3 separate regions of the Homo sapiens genome follow, and regions 2 and 3 are each linked to region 1. A link is an interaction called in ENCODE POLR2A ChIA-PET data of the cell type or tissue named here. Cell type or tissue: HepG2. All regions are shown on one strand. Region 1 has its middle 71 kb from the start of BANF2. Region 2 has its middle 70 kb from the start of SNORD17. Region 3 overlaps RRBP1 (ribosome binding protein 1).

The links. Peaks named below come from ENCODE experiments on the same cell type or tissue, not always from the same donor. Only the 100,000 strongest peaks of a DNase experiment are listed, where the experiment ranks them.
Region 2: POLR2A ChIA-PET joins it to region 1 with 6 read pairs; 4 of 35 experiments call an interaction of 5 or more read pairs at or near these places.
Region 3: POLR2A ChIA-PET joins it to region 1 with 5 read pairs; 4 of 35 experiments call an interaction of 5 or more read pairs at or near these places.

The regions. Positions count from the first base shown.
Region 1 is chr20:17,769,134-17,773,133 of GRCh38, reverse strand. No RefSeq gene overlaps it. Among named protein-coding and RNA genes, the nearest start is that of BANF2, 71 kb to the right of the region's middle. In HepG2, a CTCF peak has its summit at 1,164; DNase peaks (open chromatin) are centred at 836 and 1,573; H3K4me3 peaks cover 1,114 bases.
Region 2 is chr20:17,890,488-17,894,487 of GRCh38, reverse strand. No RefSeq gene overlaps it. Among named protein-coding and RNA genes, the nearest start is that of SNORD17, 70 kb to the left of the region's middle. In HepG2, no CTCF peak of the experiment used is centred here; a DNase peak (open chromatin) is centred at 2,167; H3K4me3 peaks cover 341 bases.
Region 3 is chr20:17,674,827-17,678,826 of GRCh38, reverse strand. All of the region lies in intron 2 of RRBP1 (ribosome binding protein 1), which reads left to right. Among named protein-coding and RNA genes, the nearest start is that of RRBP1, 5.4 kb to the left of the region's middle. In HepG2, no CTCF peak of the experiment used is centred here; a DNase peak (open chromatin) is centred at 1,656.

The DNA.
Region 1 (4,000 bases):
TTTGTAGAGATGGGGTTTTGCCATGTTGCCCAGGCCGGTCTTGAACTCCTGGGCTCAAGACATCCACCTGCCTTGGCCTCCCAAAGTGCTGGGATTACAGGCGTGAGCCACCGTGCCCGGCCTCCATCTATTTACTTAACTTGTTGATTGCCCCCTCCTCCTCCAGCTAGAAGGCAAGCTAGAAGGCAGGAAGGGCAGGGTTATTATCCGTCTTGCTCTGCCATACCCCAGAGCCTGGAACACTGTGCGGCAAACAGTCGGTGCTCAGCAGATGCGTCCAGAGTGAATGAAGTGTGTCCACTGTGCTCTTGTGAGAATGCTTTCTTCTAATTTGTGATGTTTCTGCCTAAAGAAGGTCAAGTTGCCAGCCTGACTTTGGTAGATGGGAACCACTGGTGAGAACTCCACCTGCTTCCCTCAAGACGGACCTATCTGTTATGTATTCTGAGGCAGGCACTTTGCTGGGGGCGCACACAGGATTCCAAAACCCACTGTGAAAATGCACACCCCAGGGAGTGCATTCAGACTGGAAAGCAGGCTCTTTTATCTTTCTTTTTATTGATATTGCATTTGAAAAATACATACATACAATCAATAAAATACACAAAGTGAGGTTTCTTTCTCACCTCGAACCCCTACATTCCACTTCTCCTCTCCAGAAGCAACCTTTGTTAGTTTCTTTTTTAGCTTTCCTGAGGTATTTCATGCATTTATAAGCATTTTTTTCTTTTTTCACAGGTGATAACACACCATACATGCTCTTCAGCATGTGACTTCTTTCACTTAACAATATGTCTGGGAGGCACCTCCACCTCAGAGCATAAAGAGCTCTCTTTGAAAAGGCCACAGAATATTCCATTAGGTGGATGTACAGGACTTAACCTGCTATTGTCCATCGGCACGAAGGTTGAATCCAGTTTTTTGTCTATTACAAGCAATGACATGTGTATACTTTTGAAAGGAGGGAAAGAAAGGAAGGAAGGAGGGAAGGCAAAGAGAAGGGAAGAAAGACAGGAAGGAAGAAAGAGAAAAAGAAGGAAGGAAGGGAAAGAAAAAAAAAGAAAGAAAAGGGAGGAGGAAGGGAGGGAGGGAAAGCAAGCCACCAACGTGGTTCAGAATTTGACAAATATTTATTGGCACATATTTTAAGTGCCAGGCCTATTGTTAAACTCTAGGAAGCTCCTGCCCTTGGAGCCAGTCTAACAGTGAATCTCAAAGTCCTGTCGCTTTTTTCTCTTCAGAGAAATTCCTCATGGCTTCTCCTGGGGAGGGGAGCGGCGAAGGGGAAAGTAGGGAAGAGGCTCTGCTTAGCTTTGAACTGCACTCAGGGCACGGTTGTATGTGGACGCACTCAACCACAAGCACGGTGGCCGACTCTCACAAATGTACATTCGGGCAGCCTGAGGGTTATGAGTTTGTCATGATATATTTAGAGCGAGCAAGAGCCCTTTAGTGGTGCCCCGAGCCAGAGAGTAAATAGCTGCTTACACGGGCATTTAAAGCCAACATAGAAAGAGGCTGTAATTGCAGTGCTCAGGAAATGCCATACTTGAGAGCTTTTCTAAAATGACATGCTATTTGACCCAATATTTTCCAGAATGCAGAGGCTTCTTTGATCTTTGCAGCACGGCGCCCTTGCACAATGACTGGGTCACAGCAGCACTCCGGATGAACATGCCCCGCCGGGGGTAGAGCTGGTAACTGGGAGGACTTGGGCTGAGAGCTGGTGGACCAGATCTTGGGTTGAATTCTCCCAGAAGTAGAGAAAGATGGAGTTCAGAAGATTGTTTGGAAACGCATTTCTGGAAGCCCCCCTGGGGAGCGGGGAAGGGAGACAAACCTGTTCAGAGTATTGATGGGTAGTTAGCACCGTGGACAAGCAGAACTCAACACTGTAGGGGCCTTGGGAGATGGCAGGGACATGCTTCACAGCAGCCCACCTGAGGGGCAAGGAAGCTGGAGTATTTATCCCACCAACATCCATTCCTCATTGGCCAGAGGTGTCTTGGGAGGGAGTAGGGGGTTGAGTCTCCAATCAGCCCTGCTTAAAGCTGGGGAGAGAAGCTGTTGGGTTGGCCTCCATAGGATTTTTATAGAAAAATCTCCCAATTGCTAAATGTTGGCAAATGATCCCCAATTTTCTTTTCCTTTTTTTTTCTTTATTTTGAGACAAGGTCTCACTCTGTTGCCCAGGCTGGAGTGCAGTGGTGTGGTCATGGCTCACCGCAGCCTCAACTTCCTGGGCCCAAGCGATCCTCCTGCCTCAGCCTCCTAAGTAGCTGGGACCACAGGCATACACCACCACACCCAGCTAATTTTTAAATTTTTTTTTGAGATGGGGTCTCCGTATGTTGCCCAGGCTGGTCTCTAATTCCTGGACTCAATCAAGCAATCCTCCTGCCTTGGCCAAGGCAGGCAGATCGCTTGAGGCCAGGAGTTCGAGACTAGCCTAGCCAACATGTCAAAGTCTCTTATCTACTAAAGATACAAAAAAATTAACTAGGTGTGGTGGTGCACGCTTGTAATCCCAGCTACTCGGGAGACTGAGGCATAAGAGTTGCTTGAAACCAGGAGGCAGAGGTTGGAGTGAGCAGAAATCACGCCACTGCATTCCAGCCTAGGTGACAGAGTGAGACTCTGTCTCAAAAATAAAAATAAAAATTCCATGAAGTCAGAGAGAGCTGACAATTTACTCCTCCTCAGTTGATTATACCTCAGCTTACTTTTTTCTTTTTTTATTATACTGAAAAGTTGCAAAATACCTCAGTTTATATGAGTTTTCCAGATTAAAATATTATTGCTTTTTAGTGAAATCTTTACAGATGAAATGATGTTTGGGATTTGTTTCAAGGTAATATAGGAGGTGAAAAGTGGGTCAAGTATAGATACGGAAAGATTGGTCATGGATTGATAAGAATTAAATTGGGTCACAATAGTCATATACTATTTTTTATTTTATTTTATTTTATTTTTTGAGATGGAGTGTCACTCTGTCGCCCAGGCTAGAGTGTAGTGGCACAACCTCGGCTCGGTGCAACCTCCGCCTCCTGGGTTCAAGCAATTCTTGTGCCTCAGCCTCCTGAGTAGCTGGGATTACAGGCGTGGGCCACCATGCCTGGCTAATTTTTATATTTTTTATAGAGACAAGATTTTGCCATGTTAGCCAGGCTGATCTCAAACTCCTGACCTCAAGTCATCCACCCACGTCAGTGTCACAAAGTGCTGGGATTACAGGCCTGAGCCACCATGCCTGGCCTAGTCATATACTATTTTTATAAATGCCAAACATTTTATGTAATAAAATTTTGAGGGAAAGCTTTGAAAGTTGTTATTGTCAATGAGTGGATTGAATGTGCACAACAGAATAAGAGCGGAACCGAGTGGCGTGCTGAAGGCAGGCAATACCTGGGAATAAATTTTACACTGTCAGGTGACATCTCTTCATGCACATTTCACTCTAGAGCCTAAAGTAGCATTAATCTTGATTTTAGAAGTGGCTCTAAGTTCTAGAAGAGAATTTAGGTCTCTGTCTTGGATTGTCAGCAAGTGTTCTTGAGTGACTGTTGGTAAAACAACCTTGAAGAAAATTCTGATGTGGTTCTAGAGTCACATGGGAAACAAAATGTACTTGAAGGCTGTGTTGTGCTGGAGCCAGCTCATGTCAGGTCTCAAGAGCCAATTACGTGCATCTTTTCTCAACTCTGCTTTTATCGAGATCAGGTTGATAGTTTGAAACTGACCACGGTAGGAACCTGTATATCATGGAAATTGGCAGATGCTATAAATAGGACTTTTTTTTTTTGAGAGCTGGTTGTTGCACAGGTACCACCACACCATGGCTGTAAGGTCTTCCCTGGGACTCTGAGGGTACAGAGACAGTTGCCATTTTAAACGTGTGCAAACCCACTCTTGAAACAGATGCTGTCAACACTTATCAGAGCTTAGGCAAAGGTAAGATTGCCAGAGAAAGGGATGCAGCGGCAGATAGCTTTCCATTAGA
Region 2 (4,000 bases), 120 kb before region 1:
ACCTCCAGGGTTCCAGGGATTCTCCTGCTTCAGCCTCCCAAGCAGCTGGGACTATAGGCGTGGGCCAGCCCATCAGACTAATTTTTTTTTTCAGATCCTCACATCTCAGATGAACATCCAGCTAATTTTAAAAAGTTTTGTAGAGATGGGGTCTTGCTATGTTGACCAGGCTGGTCTCGAACTCCTGGGCTCAAGCAACTCTCCTACCTCAGCCTCCCAAAGTGTTAGGATTACAGGTGGGAGCCATCACACCACCCAGCCTGATTATAACATTTTAACTGTGGGCCAGGCACTGTGTTAAGTCTAAGTCTGCGTATGTTCAAAGTAGCCTTTGCAACTGGTCTATCGAGGTAGGTATTTATCATTCCTGTTTTACAGAGGACTCAAAGGTAAATGATATGGCAGATGTGGTCAGTGCCCCAATGTCTCCCGGGCACTGGGAGGTGACCTCAGACCATTCCATGTGTGCCTGTGGCTCCCTGTATCTCTCTACAGGGCATGCTCTATGGCCCTTGGAGTGTGGGGAGTTAACACCTCAAGAGTGATTCTCAGCTGGTGGGCGAGGGATGGGAGTTGTATGAAAACCCCAGGGTGCTTGCTCCTTGATGAGACAATTTTATTTTTAATTGTAGTAAAAAAAACACATAGCATAAAATTTACCATCTGAACCATTTATAAGTGTATAGTACAGTAGTATTAACTGTTTGCACCTTGTTGTGTAATAGAACTTTTCATCTTGCAAAACTGAAACTCTATACCCATTAAATAACTCCCCATTCCCTCTCTCTGCAGGCCCTGGCAACCACATTCTACTTTCTGTCTGTGAATTTGACACTTTAGGTACCTTGTATGCAGTATGTGTCCTTCTGTGACTGGCTTATTTCACTGAGCATAATGTCCTCAAGATTCGTCCATGTTGTAACGTGTATCTGAATTTCCCTTTTTTTTTTTTGTATTTTTAGTAGAGATGTGGTTTCACTATGTTGGCCAGGCTGGTCTTGAACACCTGACCTCATGATCCACCCGCCTCAGCCTCCCAAAGTGCTGGGATTACAGGCATGAGCCACTGCATCCAGCCAGCATTTATCCTTTCTTTGTGTTACAAACAATCCAGTTATACTCTTAGTTGTCTTTAAATGTATAATATACTATTGTTGACTGCTGTCAGTTTGTTGTGCTATCAAATATTAGATCTTATTTATTCTATCTAACTATATTTTTGTATCCGTTAACCATCCCCACTCTACCCCCACCCCACTACCCTTCCCAGCCTCTGGTAACCATCCTTTTACTCTCTATCACCATGAGTTCAATTGTTGTAATATTTAGCTCCCACAAATAAGTGAGGACATGTGAAGTTTGTCTTTCTGTGCATGGCTTGTTTCACTTAACATAAGAACCTCCAGTTCCGTTCATGTTGTTGCAAATGACAGGATCTCATTCTTTTTTATGGCAGAATGGTACTCCATTGTGTATATGTACCACATTTTCTTTATCCAATCATCTGTTGATGGACACTTAGGTGGCTTCCAAATCTTGGCTATTGTGAACAGAGCTGCAACAAACATGGAAGTGCAGATATCCTTTCATTATGCTGATTTCCTTTTTTGGGGGTATATTTTTAGCAGTGGAATTGCTGGATCATATGGTAGTTCTATTTTTAGTTTTTTGAGGAACCTCCAAGCTGTTCTCCCTAGTGGCTGTACTAATTTACATTCCCACCAACAGTGTACAAGGGTTCCCTTTTCTCCACATCCTTGACAGCATTTGTTATTGCCTGTCCAAAAGACAAAAGCCATTTTAACTGGGGTGAGATGACCTCTCATTGTAGTTTTGATTTGCATCTCTCTGATGACCGATAATGTTGAGCACCTTTCAATATGCCTGTTTGCCATCTGTATGTTTTCTTTTGAGAAATGTCTATTCAGATCTTTTGCCCATTTTTGGTTGGATTATTAGATTTTTTTCTATAGACTGGTTTGAGCTCCTTATATGTCCTGGCTATTAATTCTTTGCCAGATGGATAGTTTGCAGATATTTTCTCCTATTCTGTGGGTTGTTTCTTTATTTTGTTGATTGTTTCCTTTGCTGTGCAGAAGCTTTTTAACTTGATGTGGTTTGTCCATGTTTGCTTTAGTTGTCTGTGCTTGTGGGGTATTATTCAAGAAATCTTTGCTCAGTCCAAAGTCCTGGAGAGATTTTTTCCCAATGTTTTCTTTTAATAGTGTCATAGTTTCAGGTCTTAGATTTAAGTCTTTAATACGTTTTGATTTGATTGTTGTATATGGCAAGAGATAGGGGTCTAGTTTCATTCTTCTGCATATGGATATCCAGTTTTCCCAGCACTATTTATTGAAGAGACTGTCCTTTCCTCAATGTATGTTCTTGGTACCTTTGTAAAAAATGAGTTCACTGTAGATGTATGGGTTTTTTCCTGGGTTCTCCATTGTTTTCTGTTGGTCTACGTGTCAGTTTTTATGCCAGTGCTGTGCTGTTTTGGTTACTATAGCTCTGTAATATAACTGGAAGTCAGGTTATGTGATTCCTCCAGTTTTGTTCTTTTTGCTGAGGATATCTTTGGATACTCTGGGTCTTTGTGGTTCCATATATATTTTAGGATTTTTTTTTCTATTTCTGTGAAGAATGTCATTGTTATTTTGATAGGGATTGTATTGAATCTATAGATTGCTTGGGATAGTATGAACATTTTGACAATATTGGTTATTTCAATTCATGAACATGTAATATCTTTTCATTTTTTGGTGTCTTCAATTTCTTTCATTAAGATTTTGTAGTTTTCATTGTAGAGCTCTTTCACTTCTTTGGTTAAGTTATTTCCTAGGTATTTTATTTCATTGGTAACTATTGTAAATGGAATTACTTTCTGGATTTCTTTTACAGATTGTTTGCTGTTGGCATATAGAAATGCTACTGATTTTTGTATGTTTTTTTTGTATCCTGCAACTTTACTGAATTTATCAATTCTAATAGTTTTTGTTGATGGATATTTTTTGTTTGTTTGTTTCTTGTTTTTTGTTTGAGACGGAGTTTTGCTCTTGTTGCCTAGGCTGGAGTGCAATAGCGCCATATTAGCTCACTGCAACCTCCACCTCCAGGTTCAAGCAATTCTCCTGCCTCAGCCTTTCAAGCAGCTGGGATTACAGGCACCCGCCACCACACCCAGCCAATTGTTTGTATGTTTAGTAGAGATGGGGTTTCACTGTGTTGGCCAGACTGGTCTTGAACTCCTGACCTCAGATGATCCACCCACCTCGGCCTCTCAAAGTGCTGGGATTACAGGTGTGAGCCACCATGCCTGGCTGATATTTACTTTTTTAAACATTTAATTGTTATTTTTGTAAAAATAGAGATGAGGTCTCACTGTATTGCCCAGGCTGATCTCCAATTCCTGAGCTAGAGTGATCCTCCAGCCTTGGCTTCCCAAAATGCTGGAATTACAGGTGTGAGCCACCACACCTGACCTGTTGATGGATATTTAGTTTGCTTCCACCTTGTGACTATTGTGAATAATGCTGCAGTGAACATAGGTATGGAAATATCTCTTCAAAATCCTATTTTTAATTCTTTTAGTTATATACTTAGAAATGGGATTGCTGGATCATGCAGTAGTTTTAGTTTTAATCCCCTACCTGTATTTCCTGGATTCATCACCCAAATAAACTATATGCTCCAAGCCTTTGTCTCGGTATGTGCTTCTGGCAGGAACCTAAGCTTAAGCTTGTCACTTGCTTCAGGTTACTCAGTCAATAAGTGGCTCTTCTGAATATCTATTGCTGTAAAATGAGCTGTCCCCAAATCCAGTGGCTTAAAACAACACTTCGCAATTACTTCTGCTTCTGTGAATTGGCTGGGCTCAGCTGGGTGGCTTTCACTTGGGGTCTGCCATGGCTGCAGTCAGGTGTTGGCTGGGGCTGGAGGGTCTGAAGGCTCGACTGGGCTGGAGGCCCACAGTGGCTCACTTGCACACTGGCCATTGATG
Region 3 (4,000 bases), 94 kb after region 1:
TGAAAAAGCTACTGTCTAGAACTGTGTTGTCCAATACAGTAGCCACAAGTAGCAATTTAAGTTTAAAACAATTCAAATTAAGTAAAATTAAAAATTCAATTTCTGAGTCAAATTAGCCACATTTCAGGTGCTCAGTAGTCATAAGTTGGTCAGCGTGGCTGTAGATGGTTTCCACCATCACAGAAAGTTCTAGACAGTGCTGATGTAGAGGCAGCTGGTATTCTGTAAACATTCATGTCCCTGTTCCTCTTGATCATGTGGTAATATGTTGAACCACATGAAATTGCCCATTCTGTAGGTCAAAACCAGTTGACTAGTGGCAGTTGATACACTTCACCTGATAAGATCTCACCCTGAGAAAGCATTAGTCCCGCCTCTTTGTGTGCATTGTAAACTGCATTCCAAGAAAAAGGAGTGGGAGGGGGGCCACACAGATAGTGGCCCTTTCCTGGAGAGATTTTTTACCCAATGCCCTCAGCATCAAAATGGTGACTTGTAACAAAGACAGAAAATAAATTGATATTAGGTAGAAAGTGATGGCTTGTAAGGGAAGGTAAATATTTAATTTTAAGTGACAGTGCCTAGGCAAGGAGGCACTCTCACTTAGCATATAGAAAATTAGTTCAGGGGCCTCCTAGGAGACTTTTCTTAGGCAGACAAATTCTGGCCGAGTCTCCTGAAGCAGACAACCAGACACCCCCAAAACCAGACGTGTGTGTCCTTTATGTGCATTCAGTAACATGTGTCTTCCACCTGTCAACAATGGGCAGCAACTTTAACTTATCAAGAACATTTTGTGATTTCTAACTTAGATTTTTTTGGCAAGACTAGAATACCTGCCCAGTCCCGAAACCTTTTCAGTTCCAAAGTATTGGAGTTCCAGTGTTCTTGGGTGGCATAAATTGCTTCCTACACCAGTGACTATTTACACAGCTCTGTTATTCTCCATATAACTTTTTTTTCTTTTTCTTTTTTCTCTTTTTTTTTGAGACAAAGTTTCGCTCTTGTTGCCCAGGCTGGAGTCCAATGGCGTGATCTTGGTTTACTGCAACTTCTACCTCCCGGGTTCAAGTGATTCTTCTGCCTCAGCCTCCCAAGTAGCTGGGATTACAGGCATGCGCCACCACACCCGGCTAATTTTGTATTTTTAGTAGAGACGGGGTTTCACCATGTTAGTCAGGCTGGTCTAGAAGTCCTGACCTCAGGTGATCTGCCCTCCTCGGCCTCCCAAAGTGCTAGGATTATAGGCATGAGCCACCGTGCCCGGCCTCCATATAACTTCGAAAGGATCATTGGGCAGTACTGGGGAATAATTTTTGAATTCTTGGTTGTACTTGTGGGCTCATCTTAGTATTAGTACTCTGTAAAGAATAATATAAAACCAAAGTTTAACTTTAAAGGAAGAAGCTGAATGATGGACAGCTACTTGATCTCTTTCTGGTCAGAAAGGAGGCCCACTAAGACTACTGGAAGTTACAGACTATTTATAGTGATAATGAATATCATCTGCTGACTCAAAAGTTGGAATAAAAGACCATCTTGAATTCAAATCTTTAATTCTCTATCCTGGGCAAGGTATAAGCAAACAAGGTCTGTTAGGGTATAAGCAAACAAGGTCTGTTAGGCTGTCTTGAGAGGAATTCCAAACTGGTGCCCTGTGTGAGCTGAACTTGGCCTTCACATGGAATTTGTTTCACTGACCTCATGTTATTAAGCAATTGAGTCACCTTTTAAAAGTGGAATTTTTTTTTTTTTTTTCACTAAAATCTAGATTTTTTGGGCTGGGCACAGTGGCTAATCCCTGTAATCCCAGCACTTTGGGAGGCCAAGGCGGGTGGATCGCTTGAGCCCAGGAGTTTGAGACCAGCCTGGGCAACATGGCAAAACCCCATCTCTATAAAGAATGCAAAAACTAGCCAGGCATGGTGGCATGTGCCTGTAGTCCTGGCTACTCAGGTGGCTGAAGCAGGAGAATCATTTGAACCTGGAAGGTGGAGGTTGCAGTGAGCCAAGATCATACTACACTCCAGCCTAGGCGACAGAGTGAGACTCTGTCTCATAATAAAAAACAAAAACAAAATCTAGATTTTTGGGTTCTCTGGGGGAAAATGGGAATTTCTGGCTACACTAGGTTGACTTTCTTGTGTGGCAGCCGTGGACTGTGTTTGTCCTCTCTAAGCTGGGCCTGTGCTCTCAGTGCCCAGCATCCTACCCCAATATATGTTATGTGCTTGGGTATTGGCAGTCCCTCAGGGTGCTGGGGGCTGTCCGGTGTGACCGGACTAGTCATCAGCTTGTCCCACGGAGCTGCTGTGTGGAGCAGTGGGAGAAGCACTGGTTGGGTGTTCTGATCCCTGGAGTGAGTGAGTGACTTTGGACATGACTTCTCCTCCCTGGGCTTCAGTTTTCTCCCTCCTATAAAATGAAACTAGGCCAGCTAGCTCCACCTTTCAGGCCACAAACCTCGGTTTATCCTTAACTCCTCGCCGTCTCATACCTGTACCCTGTACGCAGCAGGTCCCATCAGCTCTACCTTCCAGACAGAGCCAGTGTGACCATTCTCACCACTTCTGCCTTCTCCCTGGTCCAAACAGCTCTTACCTTTTGATTTTTTATTTCTGAGAGGGTCTTGTTCTATCACCCAGGCTGGAGTACAGTGGCGCAATCACTGCTCACTGCAGTTACAACATTGCAGGCTCAGTTAATCCTCCTGCCTCAGCCTCCTGGGTAGCTGGTACCACAAGTGCATGCTACCACACCCAGTGAATTTTTAGGTTTTTTTGTAGAAATGGTGTCTTGCCACGTTGCCCAGGCTAGTCTTGAACTCCTGGGCTAAAGGAGTCCTCCTGCCTTGGCCACCCAAAGTGCCAGGATTGTAGGCGTGAGCCAGCATGCCCAGCCTGCTCTCACCTCTGCCCCGGGTTATTTCTCTAGCCTCTGGTGGGCTCCCTGCCTTTGCCTATACCCCCTGCCTTCTAGTCTGTTGCCAGAGCAGACCATGTCACTCCTCTGTTCAAGACCCTCCTTGGTCAAGGTCTCCAGTGGCCTCTCAGGGCACTTTCGCTCTAGCTTCACTCCTACCATCTCCCTGTCCTCTGCTGCAGCCACGGTGGCCTCTGTTCCTCAGGCATGCTTCTGCCTCCGGGCCTTTGCGTCTACTTTGGCATATCCCTAAGAGCTTTTCCTTAGATGGCACATGGCTGGCTCCCTCATCTCCTTCAGGCCTGTTGGCTACCCTGTGTGGAGTGTCAGCCTCTGACGCTCTCCCACCCCCACTCCCTGCCCCCCTTCTCTGCATCACTTTCTCTTCATCACCCCCTGACATGTCCCGTATTTGACTGACTTTGTCATCTCCCCCTCTGAAGCGTAAGCTCTACCAGTGCAGGGATGTAGCTTTTGTTTCCTGAGGTATATCCAGTGTCGAGGGCAGTGACTAGCATGCAATAGGTGCCCATTCTTGCTGAGCTAATGGAGATGATTTTGTAGCACTGGCGTTCTGCGAGTATATCATGTAGCCTGAAGGAGTCTGGATTCCTAGAGCATCACATATAAACACAAAAACATATTCCAGAGCCAAATGCAAGTGAAGTTTGGATTACCTCCAGCCTGCCTCCAGTTGAGAAATTGACAGTCACATGCAGAGGGCACTGTTAAATGTGGACATCCTGCCCTTCCAGCGGAGGCTGGGGTTTGAAGTGAACCTTAGGAGACGATGTGGATGTTGGCTCTCTCCTGGGAGCCCTCAGTCTCCAGCCTGGTTAGATTCATCCCAGTGTCTCTGGGAGTCCATCATGCATGGCACCTTGACAGAACTGGGCCCTTCCCAGGTGCTTGCACCAGTTCTGGGGAGGAGACTTGGCTGTGAGCATCCTTTAATTCCTTGTATAACCAATGAGTGTGAGGTGGGCCTTGCAGAGTCACTGAGCATTTCAGTGACGACACACTCACCAGGAAACAGAACATTTGTTTTGGGTGTGAACAGTGTGCTGGCTGCTCTGAA